Linked DNA regions of Homo sapiens: region 1 is linked to region 2. A link is an interaction called in ENCODE POLR2A ChIA-PET data of the cell type or tissue named here. Cell type or tissue: B cell. All regions are shown on one strand. Region 1 overlaps LRTOMT (leucine rich transmembrane and O-methyltransferase domain containing). Region 2 has its middle 18 kb from the start of CLPB.

Region 1 (2,500 bases), 350 kb before region 2:
TCTGTCCTTTTGGCCCCCACCCCATCCCTGGCCAGAGCTTCAAAGGCCAGTCCCAAAAGGTTCTACCCTCACTTGCTCAGGCTTCTAGCCTTCCTCTTCTCCTCCTTCTTCACATTTTTCTCTGTGATTAGTAGCAGGTTAGGGTACTGTATAAGCCGCAGTGAGGCTGGGGGCCAAGGGGGTGGGGTAGAGATGGGATGAAGAGAGGAGAAGAGCTGTCCAAGGACCCCTCTCTTCATGGGATCCCAAACTGTACAACCAGCTCCTCTTTTGCGTCCACACGGATCTGAGAAAGTGCACTGTAGGCATAAGCAGCTATCCTGGAGACCTGAGACAGAGAGGGGCCGGGGAGGAGAGGAACAGAGACAGGTGAGGAGGGCAATCAGGAAAAATGGGGAGGGGAGATTAGATGGTGATGGAGAAGGAGGGAATGAAGGGGAACAGGAAGGCAAAGAGAAAGACAGGGATGGGAGAGACAGAAGGAAAAGAACAAAGGGGAGTGAAACAATAAAGGTTGCAGGAAGGAGATAGGAAAGACATAAAAAGTTAAGAGAACGAGGTGGGAGGGAGCTGGGGCCTACAAGGCTACCAGGCTCCCTAACTCCACCTTCCCTACCTCCTCTGAGGCAGAGTGGGTGAACCCTCTGCCATACCCTGGGCAGTGTGAGAAGGGTGGGCAGGGGCAGGTGAGGGGTGTCTCACCTGCTGCAAATCAGAGAACGGGATGGGCTCACTGGCCAGCACTTGGTGGGGCTGGCTGGTAAGAGACGGCAGCGGTGGCAGCTTCTTCCAATGGGTCAGGCTGCTGCTCAGCACAGCCAAGCGGGTGCTGACCAAGAGAGAGGGGGTGGGGGTAGGCAGTTAAGCCACAGTCTGCCCTGCCCAGCCCAGGTAAGCCTCATCCCCTCAGGCCAGAGAAGCAGGGTGTCGAGGAGGGGTATCTGGGAGGGAAGGTCTCAGCTCATCACAGACTCAATCTAGGCCCATCTCCCTTGGCCTCAGCGCCCTCAAGAGTGTCACAGGGTAAACAGGGCTGACATGAATAACTACTGAAGCACCCAAGTGATCTGTGGTCAGTCTCCAGGGCTGCACCAAATGAGAAGCTTGGACTAGGGGCCAGGCTCCAAAGCTGGAACAGTGATGGAGGGTGGGAGCCCAAGTAGCCTGAGGGACCCACGCTGGCCAGGTGCTCACCTGTACTGCCTGGCACGGTCCATGTACTCATGCTGCTCCATGCCCTGTGAGTCTGCAGCAGACACATCAATGATGTTGCTATGGGGAGAGGAGACAGAGATGACATGACAGGTGCTTCCGAGAAGGACAAACAGGACTCAGTGCCAGGTACCAACTCCAGGGCTATCTGACACCAGTTTCCCTCCTGCCTACTGGAGCAGGGCTGGACATGGAGGCACCTCTCCCCAGTGACCTTGTCCCATCCCCCATGTCCTGAGCCTGGCTCCTTCTATCCTAGCCTTTAATATGGATAGAGGAGCTCTGACCCAGGCCTGGTCCTCTGACACTTACCTGGCTGTCTTGGCAAGGATGGAAGAGAGCAGGGCCTGCTCATCAGTGCGAGCGGAAGGCAGGCTGTGGTAGTTGGGCTCGGCTCCATTGAGAGCTTTGGTAGGGGGGCTGCTAGGGTCCAGCAGCAGCTTCCGCTCCTCTCGGTCCTAGAAGTGGTCATGGGAGAGAAGTCAGCCCCAGGACCCGTAGATCCTGCCTTTCACGGGTGCTACCCTTAGCCCAGCTCTGACCTTAAACACCAAAAATGTTTCTATAAGGAATATCTAAAGTGCCCAGCTTTATGGAATGCCAGATAAGACTCAGTTCCTGCCTATCCTTGGGAGCTCAACTGAGTTGGTGTTCTAGGATAAATGAGAGTGGAACCAGGCAGTCCTAGAGGCCCTGAAAAAATGGACAGAGGCACAAAGCAGGTAGTCAGCAACAGCCCTGGAGCTTGAAAAACATTCTAGGACCTGGCAAAGAAAGGATACTAGAGGCTGGAAGACAGTGGAGCTGAGACATAGCAAGCACTGGGATCTAAAGGGGAAATCAGTGCAAGTCAAGAGCCCAAGAACAGCCTTCCTCATCCCCTAGGACCAGGCCTTCCCCAGCAAAGCTGTTCGCTTCCAAGATGGAAGCCCTGGCGAGTCCAGACAAAGCCCTAGGCCCCAAGAGAAAGCAAGCCCAACCTCTCCATGGCCATTTCTCAAATTATGTCAGGGCAGGAATCCCAGCCCAGCTCTGGGTCACACAGTACAAGTGTGTTCCCTTCTTGAAGGCAGGTCCCTTCGAAGGTGTTCACCCTCCTGTGCTCTGGTGCTCTTTTTGTACGTGACTCCCAGAACCAAACTGAGTGTACATGGTGTATCCTGATCTGAGCAGTACAGCTGTAGCCATGTATGGTGATTCACACCAGTAATCCCAACACTTTGGGAGCCCAAGGCAGAAGGATTGCTTGAGTCCAGGAGTTTGAGACCAGCCTGGGCAACAAAGCAAG
Region 2 (2,500 bases):
CCTGAGTAGCTGGGACTACAGACGCGCGCCACCATGCCCAGCTAATTTTTTGTATTTTTAGTAGAGACAGGGTTTCACCGCGTTAGCCAGGATGGTTTCGATCTCCTGACCTCGTGATCTGCCTGCCTCTGCCTCCCAAAGTGCTGGGATTACAGGCGTGAGCCAGTGCACCCAGCCAGGAGTGCCTTTCTTTTGCAGTCATGGGCCTGTACAGAAAAGGGCTGCAAATTCAGGAAACACCAAGATTTTGGCGTCTGCCAATTCTTTAACATACCTTCCATCAGGATGTGGGGTCTTTGTCCCTTCCCTTGAATCTGGGAAGGAGTTGTGATTGCTTAAATAGAATAAGGCAGAAGTGACGCCATGCCATTGTCCAGGCTCAGGTCTTAAGACACTAGTAACTTTCACTTACTGTCTTTTGATATGTGTGCTCTTGGAATCACGAGGAAGTTGGCGTTGACCCATGGTGAAGCCTATGTGGAGAGGAACTGAGGACCTTGGCCTACAGCCTTAGCTGAGCTCTTAGGTGACAGCCAGCCCCTGCTTGCTAGCCATCTTGGAAGGGGATTCTCCAGCCCCAGTCAAACCACCCCAGCTAATGCTGTGTGGTACAGAGATGAATCAGCCCCATCAAACATTGCCCAGATTGCAGATTCATGAGCAAAATAAGTGATTATTGTTGCTATAAGTCATTAAGCTTTGGGTAAGAGTTTGTTACTGTCTATTGTTTGTTACACAGCAATAGATAACCATGACAGCTGCTCATGCAGTTTGCCAGGAGGTGAGAAGGGAGAAGATATTTGCAATAAATATAACTGACAAAAGGCTCACATCTATGATTTAGTCTGCTCAGGCTGCCATAATAAAATCCCACAGACTGTGTGGCTTAAACAATGCATATTTATTTTCTCACAGTTCTAAAGGCTAGAAGTCCATGATTAAGCTACTAGCAAATTCAGCTCCTAATGAGGTTTCTATTCCTGGCTTGTAGATGGCTGCCTTCTTGTCATATCCTCACATGGCCTTTCCAGAGAGACAGCTCTGGTGTCTTTTCTTCTTTTTATAAGAACACCAGCCTTATCAGATTAAGGCTAGTCCCTTATGACCTCACTTAACCTTTGTTTCCTCCTTAGAGGCCCTATCTCTAAATACAGTCACATTGGGGGTTAGGGCGTCAACATAGAATTTTAGGGTGGGTACAGTTCAGTCCATCACTTCTTAGCATATAAAAAAGAATTCCTACAGATAAATGTTTTAAATAGACAAAATACTTGAACAAGCACAAGAAATGCAGATGGCCAATAAGCATATGAAAAGTGATTGATTTTATCAGTCATTAGGGAAATACAGAATGAAAACATGTTACAACTCTGTACCCACCAAAATGGTAAAAATCTGACAACATCAAATAATGGCCCCAACTAAAGCTGCTGTGCCATATTGTGTCTTTGTTGAAATGGATCAATTCAGTCTATGGCATTTGGCATGTGGCTACTGATCTGTCAAATGTGTTATTTTCTGTCACTGTCACTAAAAGCAGTTTACATCTATAGGAGAAGGTCATCAATACATGTTCACTGTCTTGTCCCATAACTATATTATTTCTCCTGCTCTCTGTCAAGACGTAGTCCACAGGGGCCTTGATCTTTATGTTTCACATATTGGTCCACTATATTGATGGCATCATGCTGATTAGGCCTGGACAATAGAAAGTGTCAAATATTCTGAATCCCCTAGTAAGACAAATGCATGCCAGAAGGTGGGGAATAAACTCTGTAAGAAATCAAGGGTCTACCACATTGGTGAAATTTTTAGGAGTTCAATGATCTGAGGAATTCTAGGATCTTCTTCTTCTTCTTCTTCTTCTTCTTCTTCTTCTTCTTTTTTTTTTTTTTGAGATGGAGTCTCACTCTGTTGCCCAGGCTGGAGCACAGTGGTGCAATCTCGGCTCACTGCAACCTCCACCTCCTGGGTTCAAGCAATTCTCTGCCTCAACCTCCTGAGTAGCTGGGATTACAGGTGCCCGCCACCATGGTTGGCTAATTTTTGTAGTTTTAGTAGAGACAGGGTTTTACCATCTTGGCCAGGCTGGTCTTGAACTCCTGACCTCATGATCCACCAGCCTTGGCCTCCCAAAGTGCTGGGATTACAGGCGTGAGCCACCATGCCCGGCCTCTGGGACATTCTTCTAAAACAAATGGCAAGTTATTGCATCTTCTAAACCCATATCACTAGAGAAGAGGTGGTGTTTTGTGGGTGGGGGGGATTTGGATTTGGGGAGCAATATACATTACACTTAGGAACACTGTTCTGACCTATTTCTCAAGTGACTAGGAAGGGTGCCAGTTTCAAGTGGAGCTCAGAGAAATATAGGGCCTTACAGCAAATCTGGGCTACAGTGGAAGCTGCCTTGCCGCTTAGTGGGTAAATGGTATATTTGGGATCAGTCCAGAGCAGATTCTAAGTTACAAGTAAGTTACATGAAGGAGTGGCCCAGTCT

What was found. ChIA-PET counts read pairs that join two places held together with the same protein. Peaks named below come from ENCODE experiments on the same cell type or tissue, not always from the same donor. Only the 100,000 strongest peaks of a DNase experiment are listed, where the experiment ranks them.
Region 1: POLR2A ChIA-PET joins it to region 2 with 5 read pairs; 2 of 35 experiments call an interaction of 5 or more read pairs at or near these places.

What each region holds. Positions count from the first base shown.
Region 1 is chr11:72,097,587-72,100,086 of GRCh38, forward strand. All of the region lies in intron 5 of LRTOMT (leucine rich transmembrane and O-methyltransferase domain containing), which reads left to right. LAMTOR1 (late endosomal/lysosomal adaptor, MAPK and MTOR activator 1) reads right to left here. Exons shown (of 5, transcript NM_017907.3): 2 at 1,525-1,670; 3 at 1,195-1,272; 4 at 703-829; 5 at 1-328. The coding sequence ends at 236. Among named protein-coding and RNA genes, the nearest start is that of LAMTOR1, 4.5 kb to the right of the region's middle. In B cell, no CTCF peak of the experiment used is centred here; no DNase peak of the experiment used is centred here; H3K27ac peaks cover 569 bases.
Region 2 is chr11:72,451,586-72,454,085 of GRCh38, forward strand. No RefSeq gene overlaps it. Among named protein-coding and RNA genes, the nearest start is that of CLPB, 18 kb to the left of the region's middle. In B cell, no CTCF peak of the experiment used is centred here; no DNase peak of the experiment used is centred here.